2 separate regions of the Homo sapiens genome follow, and region 2 is linked to region 1. A link is a loop called in an ENCODE intact Hi-C map of the cell type or tissue named here. Cell type or tissue: heart left ventricle. All regions are shown on one strand. Links, peaks and the distances in the headings refer to the core of each region. The heading gives the core; the rest is flanking DNA.

What was found. A loop is a pair of places that touch in the nucleus more often than their neighbours do. Peaks named below come from ENCODE experiments on the same cell type or tissue, not always from the same donor. Only the 100,000 strongest peaks of a DNase experiment are listed, where the experiment ranks them.
Region 2: a loop joins it to region 1, with 11 times the contacts of the local background. A loop is called at or near these places in 25 of 110 quality-filtered maps.

The regions. Positions count from the first base shown.
Region 1 is chr10:90,916,756-90,928,715 of GRCh38, reverse strand. ANKRD1 (ankyrin repeat domain 1) reads left to right here and starts at 7,629. Exons shown (of 9, transcript NM_014391.3): 1 at 7,629-7,715; 2 at 8,368-8,547; 3 at 9,448-9,585; 4 at 9,744-9,851; 5 at 10,886-10,984. The coding sequence starts at 7,689. It also overlaps the pseudogene RNU6-740P. RefSeq lists an enhancer at 2,540-3,426. In heart left ventricle, for the core only: no CTCF peak of the experiment used is centred there; a DNase peak (open chromatin) is centred at 7,597; H3K4me3 peaks cover 3,847 bases; H3K27ac peaks cover 5,223 bases.
Region 2 is chr10:90,979,293-90,991,252 of GRCh38, reverse strand. XLOC_008559 (a long non-coding RNA gene) reads right to left here. Exons shown (of 6, transcript NR_131214.1): 4 at 5,708-5,793; 5 at 531-555. It overlaps LOC107984252 (a long non-coding RNA gene), which reads right to left. Exons shown (of 3, transcript XR_001747547.2): 2 at 10,410-10,678; 3 at 9,977-10,033. Among named protein-coding and RNA genes, the nearest start is that of XLOC_008559, 38 kb to the right of the region's middle. In heart left ventricle, for the core only: no CTCF peak of the experiment used is centred there; no DNase peak of the experiment used is centred there; H3K27ac peaks cover 4,836 bases.

The DNA.
Region 1 (11,960 bases), core at 3,336-11,335:
TTGTTTTTCTAGTCATTTACCTTTTTGAAGAGCCCAAGATAGTTGCCCTGTTGAATGTCCTACATTCTGAATTTGTCTGAAATTGGATTCAGGGTAAAATTTTTGGTAAGAACATAAGTGATGGTGTGTACGGTATTTCTTGTTGCAGCACTTCAGGAAATGGATAATGTCAAGTTGTCCCACAGGAACAGACTAAACAAACGTATTGAATGAGTAAGATAATACATATGTATAGAACCTCTTCAGGTGTCATTTGCTCCAGTGTGTACAGTTACAGAACTGGACTAGACGATGTGAAAGCCCTTCTAATGGTCCAAAAGCCTATGTTCTGAAGAGCTTAACAATACCCAGTTATGAAAATGGTTTTGATCCAGTGGATGAAGGTAGTTCAAGTAATGGCAGTTCAAGTAATGGCAGTTCAATGGCAGTAATTTCACCTTTTAGCTTTTTTCCCTTTGACTAGCAAAAGTCATCGGAAAAAATGCTCAATACGTGTTTTTGGTGATGATCATTCCTGAAGCTAGAATGAGACAAACAGACTAAGCTGCCCAGCTGTAAGTAAGCCACAAGAAACTGTATTGCAGTAAGATTTTTAAATATGAGGATAACGACAAAGGGAGGTTTTAGTTTTTAAAGTAATAGGGTTCTACCTGCCTAACTCTGGCCCTTCCTGGTCAGGGAGTGGACTCAATGACCACTCAGTGTGTTACTGGCCCTAAATTTCTCTGATTCCCAAGGAATCCATAGTGAAGATATTCTGTGGCATTTGCCCTTTATTAGGAAACTCCAAACTACACCAAGAAAATATTTTTTTCGGTACTTCTTCTTGAAGTCAGAAATTGCATTTTAAAAATAATTTTCCTCTGCTTTAATAAATGGCTAAAAAGGTTAATGGATTTTCTATCTATGTTTGCAGTCACAGAAGCACTTATCTCTCATTCCAAGTAGATGTTCTATGTAATTGGGTGTGAAGTAATTCCAAAGTTGCATCAAAATCTTTTCAGAGCGTTACTATGACAATCAAACTTCCTTTTAAAAAATCATCTCAACGCAAACTCTCCATCATCCCACCGTCCATTGAGTGAAATTTAATCTCATGAAGTAAATTTGGCTTTTGAGAAAGTTGAGGGGTGGGAGGGGAACCATTATGCATTCACATTTTAACTGATTCTCCCACTCACACCCATTCTTCTTGAGGTTGTAATAGACAGGCCAGTTGTCCTTATCACAATCCCAGAATGTTGATTGTTAGAGGCTCTGCCTTCCTAATGTTCTGGGAACCAGTGTAGGGGGCCTAAACAAGAACCCATTATTTGGGGAAATAAGAATGTAATAGAAAGTCACTGAGATCCCTTCCTGGACACTTATCACTACCTTTTCTATGGGGACAGATGTCAGCCTAGGCAAGAGCTTGGGCAGGGATTCTCAGAAGGGGAAGAAAGAGGATGAGGCCTTATAAAAATCTCTGCGGTCTTAGAAGGTTTGAAGAGGCATAATCAAAATTACCACTACTTTTATTTCATCTTGACCCCAAGTTGATCTTCTTGAAATTTCTATCCATGTAACAGAGAGTGTGAAATTTTTATGTTTATCAAGTGGGAGAATGTCTTAAAGATAGTGGAAATATCCTGGGCTAGTGAAAGCTTTATGGACCGTTTCCTCTTTTAGAGGCATTGGAGAATCAACTTCACTGTCCGCACGTGATGCTGCAGTTATGAATGTTTATTTCTACCTTTTGATTCAGTGACTTTGAGACCTCAGTAAAACTTTAGGGCCCTAGAAATCATTTTGTTCTCAGCTCTCCTTTTATAACTTCAGGATTTGAGATGGTAAGAGGTGAGAGGACTTGCTCCAGTGAACACAGGGCAAAGCCAGGATTTAGAGGTAAGCCTCCTGATTCTTCATCCCATCCCCACCAGACCCACAAAACTACTGTCTCGCCTCACTCTTCTTGATTTGTGGCAGAAGAAGCATGTTATATTGTCTGTAGTTTTTGTTAAATACTTCAGTAAAACTGTGTGAATGCCGTGAGGGCAGAGTCGTGTGTCTCTTGAGAGCATAAGTATATCTCAGCTCTAGAAAAATGCCTGACACAAAGTAGAGCTAAATAAATATTAAATGAGTAGGCCAGGCACAGTGGCTCATGCCTGTGATCCCAGCACTTTGGGAGGTCAAGGCGGGAGGATCACTTGAGGCCAGGAGTTCAAGACCAGCCTGGCCAACATGGCAAAACCACATCTCTACCAAAAATACAAAAATTAGCTGGGCATGGTGGCATGCACCTGTAGTCCCAGCTGCTCAGGAGGCTGAGGCAAGAGAATTGCTTGAACCCGTGAGACAGAGGTTGCAGTGAGCCAAGATCGTGCCACCGTACTCCAGCCTGGACAACAGAGCAAGCCTCTGTCTCAAAACAATAAAATAAAATAAAATAAAATAAAATAAAATAAAATAAAATAAAAAATAAATGAGTAAATTGTATGTGTGTGTTTCCCATGGTCTTAGCATAGGCAAGAGTCTTCAACAATCAAAATTCTGAGACCAGAATAACAATAGCTTGACTGTCCACTACAACTTGGAGAAAATACACGTGTATTTAGATACATATTCATTTAATTCTACACCCTCGAGCAGTATTCTCAATGCTGGGAGGAAATTAGAATCAACTGGAAAACTTTAAAAAATACCAATTCCTTGGATCTTTGAGCAGAGATTTGGATTTCATGTGCCTGAGCTGAAGCCTGGGCATCAGCATTTTTTTAGAAGCTTCACAGAGGATTCTAAGATGCACCCAGCTTAGAGAATCACTGCTTGAAGAAATGTTAGTTCACACCTGAGAAGCCCTGACTCTGCGATTACAACTGTTGGGGTTAGTTAGCATTTGAAAGACACTAATGAGCTGCCCCCACTCCAGTGGAGGTAATCCCAAGTACTTTACCTATCTTTACCTTTGATAGTATTGACAGATTAATGGTTAATTAGCATGAGAAATGTTACCAATTATTTCTCATTGAAAGGAGAATTTGAAATATGTGGTTTGGTTAGAAAAGAATATGAGCCCTGCTGGGTCTCAGGTAAATATTTATTTAGCCCCACTATGTGTCAGGCACTTTTCTATGCAGTTGGAGTCCTAGGCTTATAGTGAGTGCTAGGACTCCATCCTATCTTGTGTTAGGCCATATGTGGAGGAGTCTGTAATCACCTTGAGTGGACTAGAAAATTAGCTGAAATATGCTGCCAGAATGTGGTTGTGGTTTCATTTGCTTCAAGTGAAACTTTTTCTTTTATTTTTTTTTAAATAAAAAAACATAGAGCCAGGATCTCGCTATGTTGTCTAGGCTGGTCTCGAACTCCTAGGGTCAAGTGATCCTCCTGCCTTGGCCTCGCAAAGTGCTGAGGTTACAGGCATGAGCCACCATGCCTAGTCAAGCGAATCTTTTGTGCTGGACACTGTCCAAGGGCCTAAATGGACAAAGGGCTGGGCTTCATGAGTTTACTGAATAGTGCATGTGGCCCTTTGTGCCTGTTGGCTGGTGTGAGTTCATATGTGTGGCAGAATTTGCACTGAGATACCTTATTTACTGTAACAAGGCACCTGCTGTAAGGTGTGGAGGTGAGACCTACAGCCTTCACCTACCTCTAACGTCAGGAGGCCACCGATATCCGTAAAAAGTAACCTACTGTGGGCAGCCCAACTGTGTTAGGGCAGTTTGTGCCCTTTCTATCCAGAGTCCTGGGCAGAAGGACTTTAGTCTTGATTCTGCCTTTCGAGAGGCAAGGAAGGCAGGTGCCACAATCCTGCTGAAAATGTTTCCAGTACTTTTCTGCTTTTCAAATACAGGTTATCCCATTCCTGGCAGGGGAGGGGAAACAACATTAAACCTTATTTGCTTCACTTTTATGACCTTCCTTTGGCATTTTCAAACACGTAACTGAGCCATGGCTTGCTGGTCAGGCTAAGTCAGCCACTTCTCTGGGCCAAGGAAGGTGCGTAACAGCTGGGACTGGGAAGGCTATTAAAAGGGATGGCAAAATGAGCAATTGTAAGTACAACAGTGGAACAAGGAGGTTTCCAAGTCAGAATCTGGCTACAGTCCTTGGAGCACTTCCTTTTAGTATCAAGTTGGGTGTTCTAAGGACAAGGAGTGTTAATAACAATAAAATTTTATGTGCTATAAAATGCCTTTTTAGAAAATAAAAATGCCCATTTTAAAAAAACAGCCTACATGTCCACAAATGAGAAAGTGGTTAAATAAGAAATGGTAGGTCCGTGCATGGAAATTCATGCAGTTGTTTCTAATAGCAAGATAGATTTGTTTGTGCAGATAGGAGACAATCTGTAAGACACGGTTACTGAGCGAAAAATAATCAAGTATCAAATCGACAGTAAGATCTGAACTAAATAACATTCTCTGTGCTATTTTTAACAATAATGTGTCTATTATATAGTTAAAATATAAGAATGAAAAGTTGGAGTAGAAGTAGAACGTCTGGAACTTCATATTTTATACAGAAAGATAAAACTGCCCTTGGACTTGGAGCTGAGCTATGGCACATGGATCTGGGTGGGGTCCAAGCGCCTCTTTTAATCCCTAGGTGACAGCAGTAATTGCTTTAGGTGCTACTTCTCTGCTTCTCACTTTCTCCAGCTATAACCATGGTCCTAATTCTAGTCACATGTCATTTCACCCATGGAAATGCATAAATCCTGAGGGGAGTGGGAAAAGGCTCATGGGGTGACACTGGAGAAGCTCAGGGATGCTTCCTTTACTCTTTCTGGTTGGAGATGGGTGATGCCAAGTTGCTTTATGATTGTAGAACCAACTAGGACCTTTATTGTTTTAATTCATCTTAGTAAGGATAGATTATGTCCAGATTGAGGCTATGATAAAGCCAAATACACAAATATAAGAATTTACACCACTGGGTGAACTTTTATGGGAAGGATGCTTCTGAAAAACAAATGACAGAAAACTCTCCGCCAGGGGAATTTTTTTCTCAATTTTGATGAATAAGAACGATTTGAAAATACAATGGTTGTTGTTTTTATCTTTTTAGAGAGCTAAAGGTGCCTAGAATCTCTTTTCAAAAAGCAGATTCTCTCATGTTTTTTTTCTTTATTTGTTGTCATATTCTTTTTACATCTTCTGACCACTTATCCTCAAGTTGTACCTCTCATGTTTTATAATGACAAGCTGGATCAACATGGGAAAAGGTTGAACTGGCAGTGATTTCACCAGCCCTGACATCCTTGCATCCACCAGCGTGCTCCTTTAAGTTCAGCCCATTCCATCAACTCATCTTCAAGTGTCATCCTCTGCAAAGTTTTCTTCAAGACTTCCTGGAGCCTCTCTATAGAATCAGCTAGGTTTCAAGGGATAATTAAATGCCTGGAGAAAGAAAAGGGCTTGGTAAGCCTCCCTGCCCACTTTCACTTGCATTCTTTGAGGTGATTGAAACAGTAAGGAGCCATTTAATCAGTTTTGGTTGCATCCTGAGTGGGTCTAGGTGAGACTTGCCCTAGGAAATCTTTTGGGCTCAATGATTGTCTGCTTCTGTTGGATGGAATCAGGACTCTTCAACCTAGCATTCACCAACTAGCTGTGCATCTGCAGCAAGTTACTTAATGTTTCTTTGCCTCAGCATCCTCTCTGTAAAATGAGAGCATTAGTCTTGCTCCAACTTCGAGGGCATGGACAGCTCTGGGATTTCATATCCAAGACCCTTAAACATCCCACAGTCCTTCCCCCAAACACTTCTCCTCCTAATACCTCCCTCAGTTTGGGTCAGGCCTGGAACAAAAAGGCATACGAAATGGTAGAAAAAGTGTCCATGACTACTTCTGACTTAGATGAAGAGACCAATGAAAATAGTAATGACTCTGTTTGCTTCAGCAGGACATATACTAAAATAGGAGCTATACAAAGAAGATTAGCATGGACTCTGTGCAAGAATGACACACAAATTTGTGAAACATTCCATATATTAAAAATAAATAAATAATAAAGAGAAAAGGAAAAAATTAAAAAGAAAATAGTGATAGCTGTGTCCATCTCAAAGAAAAGCCCAGGAGATTTCCTTTAATTAACCCCCTTTTAAGATAGAATATTAGGAGACCGGAACATATGATACAGGAGGTACTGGGAGGGTCCCTCTTTGTCAATGTTTTGTCTTGGGGTGGGGAGTCGATGTCTTCTCAAAGTTTCAGAAACACCATCCACTGACTGAGCATTCAAGGGGGAAGAGGAGAATGGCAGCCACATTTGTTGATTGGGTGAGTTTGGGGAGAAATAGACACACAAAGGTCAAACATAACTTCCTAATTAACACTTCCCTCCATTCACAATTCCCTTCTCCCATTCTTCTCTCCTTTCTTTTACTGAAAAAAACCCAGTTTTTCCTGAAACTATAAAAAGACCCCAGTATTTTTACATAATTTACACCTCAAAGATTAGAAACCAGAAATAGAGACCTTTTTCAACCCTTCCGGAAGCAAAGTGCATTATCCCTCCAGCCACGTGTCTCAAATCTTGATGCATCAGAATCATCTGGGTGCTTTGAAATTCAAGATGATTCCTACGAGTTACCATAAATCAACTCAGAATTCCCTGGAGTGGGGCCCAGGGATCTGTATTTCTGACAAGCTCCCACAGGTGATTCCTTTCCCCACAGCATTTGAGAACTTCAGCTCAATGACCTAATCAGAGTCCTGCCATTGCTAATAACTGGTCTCATTTTTTTCATATATATATATAGTATTTTTGGTAGAGATGGGATTTTGCCATGTTGCCCAGGCTAGTATTGAACTCCTAAGCTAAGCAATCTTCCTGTCTCTGCCTCCCAAAATGTTGGGATTACAGGTGTAAGCCACTGCACCCGGCTGATAGCTGGTTTCATTTACTCTATTTCTTGACCACTCTGATCCATTTTGAAGTAAAAATGCTCCAATTATTATGCTGTTTTAGAACACGGTAAGCATGTCATGTGCTAATTATGGCCAGTGACATCATAAAAGAAAAGTGCATTACTGAATGCTTTCAATTTCTTATAATGATGGTAAGGTGGCATGTCATGGGGCCTATTTAGCCCCAGACATCACTCCAAAGAATTCCAAACAGATATAGACAAGTGCCTTTAGGGCCCAGATCCCTTCCCCTCAGGCTGTTTACCCAGGGAATAGGATGTCCTGGGACAAGTTTCCCCTAAGTGAAGTGTTGATAAGTCTGCTTATCAGAAAGATATTACTGGGGGTGTGATATGTAGGGCATCTACATTTTCTTGATAGGTAGTCATATGAAAGCTGACAAAGAAAAAAAGGGCAGTGATGTGGTGCAATGTCAACAGACAGCTGTCCCCTGACTCTTGACAAATAGGATGACTTGCATTGCTGAGCGATGTGATCACCACCAAAGGAATGGCCCTCTCACATTTCTTCCTGATTCACATATTCAGCAGGGTTAGCTTGTCCTCCCCTCCCTCTTCAGCTTCCCAGACACTGAGTCTGGAATGAAAATTCACCTGCCTCTGAGTTGGCTCCTAATGGGGGTGGGAGTGTTACTTCGGTTCCCAGGTTGGAAGATTATCTCACCCGGCCCCAGCTATATAAGCTGACCGGTGTGGAGGGGCCCAGCAGGGCCAACTCCAGGGATTCCTTCCACGACAGAAAAACATACAAGACTCCTTCAGCCAACATGATGGTACTGAAAGTAGAGGAACTGGTATGTAAGATGCATTAATTTTATAAAATGAAAACTGGTTCATCTTGGTTTTTATTTGAAAATTGAAATGCCCTTTGCTTTCAGGTGTAATGCAAGGGAACTCTGAAAATGTCATATATGGAAAAAGGTTGATGTGATGAAACAAGTGAAATTGGAAAAAAAAAATGGAGCTACCAGTAATGAATTCTCTGCATATTTCCTATTTAATATCTTCTCCTTTGGTTTTATTACTACAGTGTGGAATCACGTGTAGTTATCAAAATGTCTTAGGGAAGAAGTGTTATTGAAAGAATGTAAGCCCGGAAACTTTACAATAAGGCGAAACTCATCAAAAGTACCTAAAGTTGAGTTTTAATTAAGCAGAGAAGGTTTTTGATTTTCCTAAAAGAAATGTGATTAAGCAGATTAAAAGTAGATTTAATCTGTCAACCTAACCCAAGCTTTGATTTAACCAAGAGAGTAGGACAAGCATCTGAAGGTAATTCTGGGACAATTGTAGCAGTGTGCATCGCAGCTTGAGATCTGAGAGTGCACTGCTCAAAGGTGGCTGTTCCCAGGGGAGAAGGACCAAGAGCCTCCTGCGGCATTGTCTGTGAAGAATGACCCAGGACGAGGCTGCTGCTTCTGACGCTGCCATCTTCTTCCCTCATAGGTCACTGGAAAGAAGAATGGCAATGGGGAGGCAGGGGAATTCCTTCCTGAGGATTTCAGAGATGGAGAGTATGAAGCTGCTGTTACTTTAGAGAAGCAGGAGGATCTGAAGACACTTCTAGCCCACCCTGTGACCCTGGGGGAGCAACAGTGGAAAAGCGAGAAACAACGAGAGGCAGAGGTGAGAGCCATCTGTGGAATCCACTAGTAGGATGTTGGGGCTGGGGTAGGGAATGGAAATGTCAGGGAAGGAGAAGAGAGAAACAAACCCAATCATTAAGATGTCTCTTTACCAGATTCTAACCCGTAAAGAGGCAACTTGTATGGAACAGGTTTTGGGAAATAACTCTTTGACAAGACTATGACCTCTGAATTCTGAATCAATGAATAAATGTGCTGTGACCATGTTTTGATTGAAAGATACACATGTCCAGTGAATTCCTGATGTTACACACCATGTAGTTAATCCCAAGCAACGGAGATCTCTTTTTCTCAATAACATGGTCTGTGGTCCATAGATCATTGTTTAACTGTCTGCTATCTGTGTTGACACAATCTGTGTTTCTGGGTGAATTTTCCTTAATTACTAACACAGATAAAATTTGCTTTAGTTAGCTGTGGTCCCTGGACAGTCTGTTTTAGAAGGCTCTGCTTAGTGAAAGAGAATGACATTGATATTTCAGAGCTTAACATTTATTGTTAGATTCTTTTTATCATGCTCAAAAATTAAACCAAGTTTTGAGCATAATTTTAAAAATCCTTTAAAAATCTAAGACTTGCTTATGGCATTAATTACAAAGTCATCACTTAGAGACCAGATCGTGTCCTCAATTGGTCAAGGGCTGATTCTACAAGCAACAGAAGTAAAGATGATGGCAATTAGCTGAAAATTAGACTCCCAGATAAATATCTGAATAAGAAATCCCTAAAATGAAGTCAAAGATTTATATAATTTTTAAAAAATGTTTTTGCTCAAACTGTTCACATGTTTATCTCAGACCTTGCAGATTTAGTTTAGACACAACCAGAATGCTTGTCAGTAGAACTCACCATATTTTTGAAATACGAATTTCTTTTTTAGCTCAAAAAGAAAAAACTAGAACAAAGATCAAAGCTTGAAAATTTAGAAGACCTTGAAATAATCATTCAACTGAAGAAAAGGAAAAAATACAGGAAAACTAAAGTTCCAGTTGTAAAGGAACCAGAACCTGAAATCATTGTAAGGGCTTTTTTTTTGGTTTCCAGTAATACATGTCCAGTGTTGTGCTACAGGGGAGCAAATATCTGTGGAGGGTTTGATTGAATGCTGGCAAGCTCACGGTAACTCTCATGCTATATATATATATATATATATATATTTATTTATTTTGGCTTTAGACGGAACCTGTGGATGTGCCTACGTTTCTGAAGGCTGCTCTGGAGAATAAACTGCCAGTAGTAGAAAAATTCTTGTCAGACAAGAACAATCCAGATGTTTGTGATGAGGTAAGACTCATGCAAAGCACTGCAAAATCCAGCTCATTAATTTTATGTTTCTTATGCTTTACTCCAGTCTTGCTAATATAGTGCCAAAGTCCTTCCACCTGAAACAGTTTCCCCAGCTGTTGCTGTGTATGCCAGGAGCCTAATAGGAGAGTTCAGTGGTCCAAAAAATAAATAGATATTAGATCAGTGATACGGATTGCATTGTTTTTTGCACTCATATACATCTGGCTGATTTTTCAGTTTTTCTTTAACTTCTTAGATTCTTGGGATAAGACTTTTAATGTGGGCCAAAAAGTCACCTTTAGAGATATATTATTAGCATCATCTTTGATTAAAACCAAGCACGTCAACACTAGATAAGAAATCTGGAGATTGGAGTTCAGGGGCCAGTTGTACCACTACTTGGCTATTTGGTTTTGAGCAGCTAATTTGCATCCTCTGGGCTGTGGTTTCCTTATCTGTAAACATGGGGCATTGGAGTGAAATAACGCCTAAAGTTGTTCCAGCTCTAATAGTTCATTAGCCCATTCAAATAAAGCCAATTTATCAGAAATCACTAATCTTTTTGTATTCTTTCCCCCATGAAGTGAAATTGGGGACCGCTTCTGAAGTTGAACTAAAAACATGTCTCCCATTCTCCTAAAAATGAATGGAAACTTTTTGATAGTCTAGCAACAGTCCCAGATGCAAGAAAGCTGTCTGATCTGCATGGTAATGCTACATGAACAAGGAAGGTGCAAGATAGAAGAAACGGAGATGTCAGCATTTAGATAGTTTTGAGCCTTTAAGTTCACACTCCTCAACGTAGGCCTTTGAGCCCTTGGAAATGTATATTGGAGGAAGCTCAAATATTAGTTGCAGGATAATTGTTCTGATTCTGCAATTTTAGTTAACTTTGACATTTCTATTCATAAAGAAGCACTTGAGTTTCTATCAGTTAGGTCATCAGAATCTCCAGCTTCATAGCTCTTAAAAGGGTTTACACACATTTTTATATTTATTGCTATCTCTGTTTAAAATCTCTGTTCTGATAGTATAAACGGACAGCTCTTCATAGAGCATGCTTGGAAGGACATTTGGCAATTGTGGAGAAGTTAATGGAAGCTGGAGCCCAGATCGAATTCCGTGATATGGTAAATATATTTCTTTGCTTGGGAATGAGCCAAAAGAAGTAGACTATATGAAGCTCCGGAAAACCTCCAATGCAAAACCGAGCTGATTGGATTGAAAATTGATCTGAGAGAACTAGGCAAAAGCTCATTTCTCCAAATAAAGGAAAGTTGGGAGATGAGAGTAGGTCATGTGAAAATATTTTCCATACATACTGAAAATAGAGGAATATTTCAGGGAAAAGAAGGAAGTGAAAGCTGTTAAACTGAATTCAATATCCTCATCAGCGAGTTAGTCATTCATTTTCGACACTTGCCTTTCAACAGCCTTGTCCCTCCATTGTTCACAGGGCAGCCTGCTTATGGTTGGCTGCCAGCAACATATACGAATTCTCTAGCTGCACACTTTATATGATAGATGCCAATTGCTACCAATGAGATTTGGGGCTAGACTGCATATGAAATGAATTGCATCTATGGAAAGTAGCTGCTATTCAGACCTCAATAATTCAATCACTGTGATTTCTACGAAGACCAGTATGCAGCATAATTTATGAACTGAAGATTGAGCTGGGAAAATTCTTTATGTATTTAAATGCAGCTCATTTTGACTTTATAGCAAAGCGGCAACGGGATATCAAAGAAATCCAAGGGACTTGGCCAAAATTGAATCCAAAACATAAACACATTGAAAAAAAAATCAAGAAACAAAATATGAAGTTTGCATGGAAACTAAAAATCATGAGTGTGGGATTAAGGCCAGGGGCATACCAACCACATAGATCAGTGAGGAGAGGGTCTCCTAGGGGTAACTATACACGTTACAACTGTAGACACAAGTGACTACAGTTGAGGTACAGAGGCTGTGCTAGCAAAAATGAGCAGAAAACCCACAGAAGTAGAGAAAGAGCGACAGGGACCCTAGATGAGGTGTCAGATCCAGATTAAAATATTTTGGAAGGGACTACTTTTATTCTGCCAAAATTTTTAAATACATGTG
Region 2 (11,960 bases), core at 1,549-9,548, 64 kb before region 1:
TTTATCAATTCCAATAGCATTTTTCACAGGAATCCACAATCAGATCCTAAAATACTGGAAGAGGAAAGACTAATGAAAACAAAAACAAATGTGAGCTAAAACAAAAAAAATAAGGGCAAACACCACACCAGCTATTAAGACTTGCTCTTTAGCTATAATAATGTTAAAATTCTGGTATGGGTGTGGGGATAGACAAATGAACCAACAGAATGGTAGAGTCTAGGAACTGATCCACTTATATATGGGAATTTGTATTTAACAGAAATGATATTTCAGCCAGGCGCGGTGGCTCTCACCTGTAATCCCAGCACTTTGGGAGGCCGAGGTGGGCGGATCACCTGAGGTCAGGAGTTTGAGACCAGCCTGCCCAACATGACAAAACCCCATCTCTACTAAAAATACAAAACATCAGCTGAGCGTGGTGGCGTGCGCCTATAATCCCAGATACTCAGGAGGCTGAGGCAGGAGAATCGTTTGAACCTGGGAGGCAGAGGTTGCCGTGAGCCGAGATTACACCACTGCACTCCAGCCTGGGTGACAAGAGCAAAACTCCATCTAAAAAAAAAAAAAAAAAAAACACCAGAAATGACATTTCAAACAGCGGGAAAGTCTGGATCATCCTTGACAATTAACTTTCTGCTTGGAAAAAGATAAAATTAGATCCCTACTCATCACATAAGCAAAAGTAAATTCCAGATGGACAAAAATTTAAATGTGAAGGGAAAAAAAATTTAGAATTTTTAGAAAACAATGTGGGAGAATATCTTGAATGTAGAGTTAGAAACAGATTTATTAACTAAGGGACAAATGCCCACAAACCTTGAAAAGACATATAAATTTAACTACATGAAAATTAAAAAGCTATTTATAATAGAACATGACATAAACAAAATTAAAAGGCAAGATACCATTTGTGAGAACACTTTTCAACTCAGATAAGAACTTCAGAATAAATACAACTATAAATTTATAAGAAAAGAACAAAGGATTAAAACCTATTTCTCTCTCTCTCTCACATGCACACACATGCACATACACAACTGGTTAGTAAACATGTAAAAATGCTTAAGCTCATGAATAATTAGAGAGATGTGAATTAAAAAAATAAAATGTCATTTGTACTTATTGGATAAGAAAAATTGAAAGCCTCACAAATGATGGTAAGGATGTAGGAACACAGGGATTTCTAATCTAGCATGAGTTCAAATAGGTACAACCACTTGGGAGAACAATTTGTCTCTGCTAAGGAAGGTGCAGAAGTATATTTCCTACTAATTAGCAATTTCACTTCAGGGCATTTACACTAACAAACACGTGCACAAAGATGCATGCACAGGCATGTTCATTGCAATAAACAACAACGACAATAAAGCAATAACTAATTTTACCCAATAGGGAAATGGATAAGTAAACTATGGTATTTCACAATTAAGTTAAAATGAATGAACTAGGTCTACACTGTATCCACACAACATAAATAAGTCCCTAAAATGTACTGTTGAGTAAGAAAAGCCAAGTTGCAAGAGAATTTACAATATGATGCCATTTATGTAAATTAAGAATGCACACAAAACAATAGTAAATATTGTTTTGGATATACAAATATGTACTGAAAGCACAAGATCATGCATGGAAATGACACACACCAGCTTCAGGCAGAAGTTGCTCTGCAGAGGGGAGGAGGGGAGGGATGTGAGTGAAGGGGGCCAAGGCTTTAGCCGTATCTTTTTGTCTTTCTTTTGTTTCAAGTGATCTGAAGTAAATACGAGAAAACGTTAACAGTTGTTTAATCTGGATGGTAAGCATATGGTTGTCTGTTTTATATTCTGCACCTTTCCATATGTACAAAATCTTTCTTAATTTAAAAATTAAAATGTAGAAATATTTTTAATAGCTTAGAACCAGAATTCAAGTCCTTTCCCTCTAAATTGTCTTTAATACAATCAACATTTATGATGTCTCATGAGCCAGGCATGGGAGAGCTAGCTGTTCAGAGAGCTGTGGTCCCAAATTCAAAGAGTACAATCTCCTAACAGGGAGAAAGGGAACAATTATTTCTCATTCTTTTCGGTTATCGTTTGATGCCTGTCACTGAGAAAAACAACTGCAGTTTTTCGCTGGAACTAAATATAAATACACCAAGGAAAGACCTGTGTGAAGGGCTTTCCCCAGGGTCACATTCTTGGCTGGCACATCTACAGATGGCAGTCACAGGTTCCATTTGACTGTCAAAATGTCACTGGTTGTTGGTGCCTGTTCTTGTGTGTGTGGCACCACGAGGCCTCTGGGACCTAGGCCATGTCACCAACTGCAGGTAGCAGGGTTCCTCTGCAGCGGCCATGTTCTGTCAGGTGGCCCCTTGGTAGTTGCTACATTGGAGCAGAAAGATGAAGAAAGGAGCTCACATTCTAGTGGGGGAGACAAATATGTAGATCAAGCCATATGGTCCAGAGAGGAGGTAGAAACAACAAGCTAAAAGAATGGGGGGTAGGAGGCTGGGCATGATGGCTCACATCTGTAATCCCAGCACTTTGGGAGGCCCAGGTGGGAGAATCACTTGAGCCCAGGAGTTCGAGACCAGCCTAGGCAAAAAAGTGAGACCGTATCTCTACAGAAAATTAGCTGGGCATGGTGGCATTGGCCTGTGATCTCAGCTTCTTGGGAGGCTGAGCTGGGAGGATCACTTGAGCTCAGGAGGTCGAGGCTGCAGTGAGCCATGACTGCGTCACTGTACTCCAGCCTGGGTGACAGAGTGAGACCCTCTCTCTCTCTCTCTCTTTCTCTCTCTCTATCTCTCAAAAAAAAAAAGACTTTTCAACCAATCAATACAACTTTTTAAAAAATAGATAATTGGGGGTGGGAAAAAATGAGATTGCAGATTTCTTGGTCTTATTTCTGGTCAATGAGTATGTGAAGATCAGCCATTCCAATTCCATTCTGAAGGGTCACGCGGTATCATCCCAAATTGCTACTGACAGAGAATCCTTTAAGGAAGTGACACAGGAATCTGCTGATTAGGCTTAAAACACTATTCTATTCTCCTCTTCCACCTGCACCCTGCCCCCCGCCCAATGCCATAGTGTGGCCACAGTGTTATTCCCACATAGACAACAGGGTCACTCAGTGAGTGCAGATACAATCTGGTGAGTAGAGGGGGTAGAAAGGCAGCCACCCGGCAGGGTTAGGGAGGGAGACAGAGAGAGGGGTTCTAGCAGCAGCAGGTAAAAATGTAACAATTACTGGTGTTTCTTAATAAAGGCCTAAATCAAGAAGTAGACATCCCAGCTGAGACCAGTTTGCCTGGGACAATAGCAAATGGATGGCAAAAAGAAGATTCTGAGGCTACCTCACTTTGGGGTGAAGATAAACTACAGATTGAAATCACAATGTATATGTCTCAGAACTTGCTCTATTATTCCATGGTAGGCTAAATAATGGCCCACAAGGATCTCCAGGTCCTAATCCCTAGAACCTGTGATTGTTTCCTTATATGGCAGGAGGCTTTGCAGGTGTGATTAGATAAGGGTCTTGAGATGGGGAGGTTAGCCTGCATTATCCAGGTGGGTCTTAAATGCAATCATAAATGTCCTTACAAAGCAGAGGCCGAGAGAGATTTGACACAGAAGGAGAAGGTAGCATAACCACTGAAGCAAGACATTACGCTGCTGGCTTTGAAGATGGAGGAAGGGACCACAAGCCAAGAAATGCAAAGAATTCAGCTCTAAAAGCTGGAAAAGGCAAGAAACTGCATTTTCCCCTAGAGCTTCCAGAGGAGCCCAGCCCTGCTGACACCTTGATGTTGGCCTAGTAAAAATGATGATGTTGGACTTCTGGCCTCCAGAACTATGACAGCATAAATGTGTGTTGTTTGAAGCCGCCAAGTTTGTTGTCATTTGTTACAGCAGCCATAGGAAAGGAATACAGATTTCTTTAGCTGTTTGGATAGAAAAGATCATTGCAGACATTTGATATGTAGTTGTTGATAGAGTATTCTCCATCAGGTGACAAGATGCTGGCACTAAAGAAGGCAAAAGAGAATATGTCTGAGTGTGTGCATGTCTGTGTGTCTGTGGTATGTCAAGGTCCCTGGGAAAAAGATTCTGGGACAAAGATTTGCACGCAGGTGTTTACTGGGGAGTGCTGTGGCGAAACAACATCTGTAAAAGGGTGGGTGGTGAAGGCTTGAACTGATGGAGAGTTGCACTCTGAGGCAGTAGCACAGAGGCCTCAGCCCAACCCCCAGGGAGCTGTGGAGCTGGGGTAGTCCTTCAAAGATGGCCCAAATTGAGCAAAGGGGCCAAACTTTTGTACCCCTACATTGACTTGTGGTCAGATGCAGGCTATTCCCAGGGAAGGCATTGCAATCTTGAGGCAGCAACCTTTGATCAAGGACAATCCCTGGGGTGAAACTCAGCTATGGGCCATCAGCAGGCCACATTCCCAGCATCTGGGAGGGTATGTGCTTTTGTCCTGAGATGGGTCAGGACAGCACACCACACAGTATCTGCTACACCATAGAAGCATCCCTCAACCCTACTTTGATAAATTTCCTGATGCAGAGATGTAAGGGAAAGTTTCTTATTGACCCTCCTCTCAGGACTTTCCTTCAGAGACACAGTGCGAGTCCCAAGCTAGTGTGATTCTTTTAGAAACCTGCTGACAACAGCTCAGGGACACCTAGGGCAAAGCTGCTGACATAACTCTAAGTGGTTTGGTCTTGGACTGAGGTTTGAAAATAGACCTTCCAATGGACTATTTGGAAAGCCTTCTGAGAAAGCCCCTGAATAAATACCGTAGCCCCTTGCTACATGGGTTAGGATTGTTTTGGCCAGGTTTTCTGGGACTCACACTGTGCTCTGGCTGATAAACTAAGCCATGTAGAAAGCACAGGATCACAGAGCCAAATCCTATCCCAACCATCACACCACACCAAGCATCAGCCAACTCCAGCTTCACACTCCAATGCTGAGGCTGTAGGACACTGATTTCCAGTGAGCCCATACTCTGGAGAGATCCACTGTCAGAACAACTTTAAGCTAATCAAAGGCCTTTGATTTCAGCCTTTGTTGCTCTAAATCCTGCTAAAAGGCCTCATCTGCTTAAATACTGCATTGAATGTAATTTAGTGGTACTGTAGTAACTTGGAACCTCCCAGGGACTCAGAAGAATCACTCTGAACTGAGTGTGATATCTGAAGGTCTGGGGTCTTGTCCTACGTCTGACAACTATAAACTGTGTGACCTGGGCAAACGCTGCTCTCTGAACCTGCTTTCCTCCCCTGTAGCATGAAGTTGAATAAAATTACCTCTAAGATTCTGTCAAGTCTTAATGCTCAAGGAGTCTCCTATAAGCATGGAGGTTGCAGAGAATGACATGCGTGTGTACAGATGCTTGCACATCCTAGAATCTGCTTTGTTGGGAGAAAATTCCTGCCATCAGATTTCTTTCAAATGGATGAATATATGAATATATCATGCTTATTTGCATCAGCTGCTTTTGCTCAAAACCAGCAGCTCAATATTCCCTGAATCACCAAAATAGATTGCTTTCATCAGCCTGTGAATATTCCAGGGGCTTGTGCATGAGTGGCCATTACAGTTTTAAAAATCCACAGGATTATTTTTTAAGTTGAGCAGAATGGTAGAATAGAAAGCCTGCTAACTTATTTGCCAGAATATTTGCATTGCAATTCGTGTCAACTTCTCACCTTGTGACATTGGCAAGCCATTTAATCCCACTGAGCTGCTGATAGAGATGCCAGTCAAGGTCAGCTCTGCTTACCTCACATGGTAACTGCAAATATCAAATGAAATGGAACTCGTGAGAGAACTCTGGAGCCTGTAAAGCTTATCAAAATGAAAGCAATTAGTATCATTACTTTAACACCTTCAAATCCACACACAGAGAATCTATTTCATCAGTTGCATTTGCCTGGGAAGAATATTTCCTTTTCAAAGTAGAGGATTTTAGTCAGTGTTGTCAGAATATAAGCAGAGTGAATACAAAGATTTATTTTGCCAGCTTCTGAACTTCCCAAGAGAATAATTCTCAGTAGTAAGAGTTGCTAAAACAGCATGTGAGGTCACCTGCTCTTAGCAACAATTGGTAAAGAAAGAAGTAGCCCAGCATTCTCCTAGAGGACCGGTGCTCACAATGGGGCCCTGCAACTGCAATGGGTAATTTTTCATGCAACCTGCAGCCACTGAGCCCCTGCTTCTGTATTAGTTTAGTCAGTTCTGTTCGCTCCTTCAGAGCATGTATTAGTTGAGTGGCTTGTCTTGTTAAAAGGATGGCTGCAAAGGTGAATCTAGTTGCAATACAAAAATCGTAGTCCTTAAGACTTTCCTATATCCTATTTCTGCTTCCAATTTCCTATTTCTGCAACTTTATTCCTTCCAGATTGCAGCAAGCTCACAGAGCAACTCCTCACCTATTCTCTTCTCCCAGTGTGGTCTCTCCGAAAAATCCTACCCATGAAAGAGAAAAACCCACAAAAGGTGTCATCTCCATAAATGCAGCATGCTGCTGTTTGCAGATTTTTGGAAAATGTTGAATTCAACTTCTCTTTCAAAATATGACTGAGAAAACATCATAGTAAGCTAATTGACAGCTGACTTCCTATTCTTCTTGCTGCAAGCTTAAGAGGGCTTTTATAAAGCAACAGTGAAGGAAATGCAAACTATATCAAGATTAGAATGGCTTACGAAAACTCTGCTTTTATTTACATATATTTACTGAGTCTCTATTTTCCCCTTTCCACTCTTGGGAAATACTGATGATCAGTGCTGGTGCCTGAATGGGAATTGGTGTGACAGGTCTGGAGGGGACAGGCTGAGGGCTGGGCTTAATCAGAATGGATTGGCAGGTGGCCTTGTGCACCACGCTGGTGATGGGGTCTGTTGTTATAGAAACCAGATTCCTCCGGGAGCACACAGGTAGGGGCAACAGGTCTTTGGGAACAGAGTGCAGATAGTAAACCCTGGAACAGTGCTGCAAAATTCAGTGCAGGCTGACAGGCAGACTCATGCACAATGCAACTGAGCATGACAGTCAAGCACATAAGAGAGACCAGCACTCTGTGTTCAGGGTTGAAGCTCTGTCTTTCCTTCCTCCAGGCAGATGTCGGTTAGCAGGTGTGCTCTGCCCTCTCCTCACCAAGGCAGAGCTTTGCAGGTGCTTGTGATTATGGAGCCAGCAAGAGTTAGGTCTTCTGGGAGCCTTTCAGCGGTACTAATGTCAGTTACTTGTGGGTTCCTATTTTTTTACAGTCAATTAACTGGAGTTTCACACAGTGTTACGAAAAACATGGATCCATGTGAGTTGCCTTCCTCTTCCTGCTCTGAATCTCTCTCTCACACACACAAACACACACACACACACATCCACAGGGTAACACAAATACAAGTAACAACCTTGACACACACTCTTACATAGGCCCATCCTCATCAACCTCCCCTTCATGGACCCACCTTCATAGGTATTTACATTTCTCAGGTTAGAGAAGGCTTGTATTTCAGAGAATAGAGCTCACCTGTGTTTTTAAACATTTCAGCTAGCAGGTAGACGTTTATTTTGATGTAAGGTGGTTGTCAGGCTTGCAGAAATTTGGGTTTGAAGTAATGAAGCTCCATCTCTTTTCAAAACAGCTAAACTGCCTTGGTTATGATTGTTTGTTTTTTAACTTCCCTGAGAGTTTTCATGGTGTGTGGTTTCAAAATAGCCCTGTCAGAGACTCTGAGGTCGACACTTGCTTGCTCACCAGTTTTTCCAGGATATAAGAAATGTGTAGGCCGCCAGACGGGAATAAACCTGGCCAGGGTGGCCTTGTTTTAAGGTGTCTGTGGACCAAGAACCTTTCTGCTCTGTGCCTCTGGACGAAGAATCTTGACATCAATTGCCAGTAAGACTCTCCCAGCCCAGACACCTCATGTTAGAAGTACCCAGTAGGGTTCGTTAACCCATGACTTTGTAAAGACAGCAAAAAAGGCCAACAGAGAGTGATTGACTCCAACTCTGAAATGAGAAGTATGTACAGTTTATTGCACAGGTAACCAGAACACATTTCTGCGTCCCACAAGCCATAAATAATATATAGTTCTAGAATCAATTTCCACGGTCTTTTAACCAAGGACTTGTCTGTAGGCAAATATCTCTATCTGATCCTGTTCAGATCTTTGTTCCTTTCCCTGTTCCAGTTCTCATATATTTGATGCCCTCTTCAGCGTCTCTTTCCATTTAAGTTCTGAGCCCGTTTATGTGGATGGAGCAGAGATACTGCTATGTGTTCGCCCAAGTCCTACTTCTGAGCACAAAGGAAAGCTCATTTCCGAGCTTCCCAGCCACTAGATGTCATTGACTGAGCCCTGCCAGTGAAGTGCTAGGCTGGTGATCAAGGCCACTTCCATGAATGCATGGAGCAGAGCCTTCCTCACGCCTCCCTCATACAGCCATACCCGACTGTGATGGGCGAGGAGCAGATCCTTCCTCACGCCTCCCTCATACAGCCATACCCGACTGTGATGGGTGAGAAACAAACCTTTATTGTGTTACTCTAGCGAGATCTGGAGATAGTTTGTCACAACACTCAGAATAGACTCTTACATCACGGTTGGAAATACTAACTTTGAGGAATTCTTAGTTTGTCTGTCTACTATAGCTCAAAGTTCAGACTTTGAGAATATTTCTTGTTGACCATAGATGTGCCCAGAACTGCTCTGATCTAATGCAATGCTTATTGTCTGGTGTTCCAAGAATGGCTTCTCTGTATGCAATGCTTGAGTTATCTATTTTTTAATATGCTACCTGAGTTTCATTGCATAGCAGGGGTTTAAGTTATGTAGCTTAATGATGGAGTTATGTTCTGAGAAATGTGTCATTAGGCAATTTTGTCATCGTGCAAGCTTCAAAGAATGTACTTACACAAAGCTAGATGGTGTAGCCTACTGCACACCTAGGCTATATGGTGTAGCTTATTGCTTCTAGGTTGCAACAGCATGTTACTGTACTGAATGAATACTGTAGGCAATTGTAACACACTAGTGTTTGTGTATCCAAACATTTCTAAACAAAGAAAAAATACAGTAAAAATATAGTACAAAAGATATAAAGTAATACACCTACATAGGACACTCAACACGAATGGAGTTTGCAGGACCAGAAGTTGCTCTGTGTGAGTTAGTGAGTGATGAGTGAATGTGAAGGCCTAGGACATGACTGTACACTATCGTAGACTCTATAAACACCTAGTGTACACCTAGGCTACACTAAACTCATTAAAAATTTTTCTTCAATAATAAATTAACCTTAAAAATTAAACTATAACTTTTTTTTTTTTTTGAGACAGAGTCTTGGTCTGTCGCCCAGGCTGGAGTGCAGTGGCACCATCTCAGCTCACTGCAACCTCTGCCTCCCGGGTTCAAGCAATTCTCCTGCCTCAGCCTCCTGAGTAGTGGGGATTACAGACACCCACCACCACACCTGGCTAATTTTTGTATTTTTAGTAGAGATGGGGTTTCACCGTGTTGGCCAGACTGGTCTCGAACTCCTGACCTCACGATCCACCTGCCTCAGCCTCCCAAAGTGCTGGGATTACAGGTGTGAGCCACCGCACTCAGCCAACTATAACTTTTTACTTTATAAACTTTTAAATTTTTTGAAAGTTTTGAACCTTTTGTAATAACACTAAGCTTAAAACACAAACACTCTATGGCTGAACAAAAATATTTTCTTTCTTTATATCTTTATTTTGTAAGCTTTATTCTAATAAAAATTTTTAAATTGTCTTTTACTTTTTAAACTTTTTTAAAAACTAAGACACACACACATTAGCCTAGGCCTACGCAGAGTCAGGATCATTAATATCACTGTCTTCTACCTCCACATCTTGTCCCACTGGAAGGTCTTTGGGGCAGTAACAGGATGGAGCTGTCATCTCCTATGATAACAATGCCCTCTTCCGGAATACCTCCTGAAGGACCTGCCCAAGGATGCTTTACAGTTAATTTTATTCCTTTATAAGTAGAAGGAGCACAGTCTAAAATTGCAATAAAAAGGATAGCATAGTAAATACATAAATCAGTTACACAGTCGTTTATTATCATCATCCAGTATTATGTACTGTACATAATTGTATGTGCTACACTTTCATATGACTGGCAGTGCAGTAGGTTTGTTTACACCAGCATCACCACAAACACATGAATAATGCATTGTGTACTACGTTATGACGGCTACTTCACTAGACAAGAGGAATTTTTCAGCTCCAGTATAATCTTATGAGACCACCATAGTATATGTGATCTATTGTTGGCTGAAACATCGTTATGCAAAGCATGACTATATTAATAGTTCATAGCATTTTGGTACACACAATGTGAAGAATTCTTCCCCATTGCACAAAATTCACTCACCCCTGGTTCTTCTCTGCTTAGCAGTATCAAACGTTCTCCAAGCTCAGACTTACTTGTTCCCATCTTGGCATGTGAGCCACATATACCTATAGGCAAGCCTGGAAGATATCAGCCTTCTTGGACCTCCCATGGAAGATCCCTGCTATACATCTTCAGCAGCTGCACACCATCAGGACAAGTTCTTCATAGTGAGACATCGTCAGCTGCCCATAAACTGAGACCACTTCTAGACCCAATAGGTTTAGGAACAGCTCACTTACTTTTGAGAACTGGCAAAAAGGACAAATATGGATCAGTGAACAGAGCATGGGATTAGGTTGTGACCTGCATTTTAGTTCAGGCTCTCCCACTAACTTGCTGGGTGACTTTGGACAAGTGGAAACTTCCCTTGGCCTATGTTCCTTGTTTTCTCATCTTAATATACAGATAATAAATATTACTTTCTCTGGCTAACCTGTCAGGGCCCTTTAATTGTTACAAAACAAAAATGTATAGCATACATAGAAACATGGAAAAATTACAGTGGGAAAAAATATTAAAAATTATTTTAAGAAAGCTCATTTATAATCAGATAGTTATGTGTTATGGGCTAATCAGACCTCTGCCAGAAAGAGTTGCTTTTTGAAAATGGACATTATTTTCTTGGGGTCTGTTTGACAGTTTTCCCACCTTAGTGCACATATGAAACTGGAACAATGATCTGTGAGTAAGAAAGACATCATCAGTTTTCTGGATAGCTTGTTAGATTAGAGGTCTTGGTCAGTTAGTACTGCATTCCAAATGTCTACTCAACAGCATTAAAGTCAAGTTGGCCTATAATGAAAACTATTAAAACCAAGATTGGACAATTCCATGTCTATGAATTTATCTTATGAGTAGATAAATATGAGAAATGACACACATAAGAGGATATTCACTGTTTGGAACAACAAAAGAGTAAAAACATCTATATTTGCACATAAGGGGGACTGGTTAAGCCAACTACGGAAATCTGTGCTCTAGGAAAACGTATAGCTCTATGAATGCTGGAACTCTGATACACTGATATGGAGCATTCCCCAAGAAATTTCATTAAGTTAAAATGCAAATTGCAGAACAGTGTGTAACATACAATACCATTTGTGTCAAAAATTTTTAAAACATGTATTTGCTAGAGAATGCGTAAAATATCTCTGGAAGAATATGAAAATGCTGTTTTTATTGTTTGCCTCTGAAGAAGAAACTGCATTAGCTAGGAAAAGATTATGAAGGGGCCATTTGTGTTTTTTACATTTAAAATCATATGAATATATTAACTATTCAAAACAAAGCAAAAATAAAATCAAAAGCATGATTAGATCCAGTTCCTTTTTTACAGTGATTGGGTAATTGTAGTAAATATCATAAAATGTACTATTTTAACCAGTTTTTAGTGTACAGTTCGGTGGTGTTTACTACATTCACACTGTTGTGAAGCCATCACCACCATCCATCCATGTCCAGTTTATTTTTGATCCAAAGCTGCTGCACATTTCCATAGAGGACAAGAAACTTGTGCTTCCCTCCCCAGGA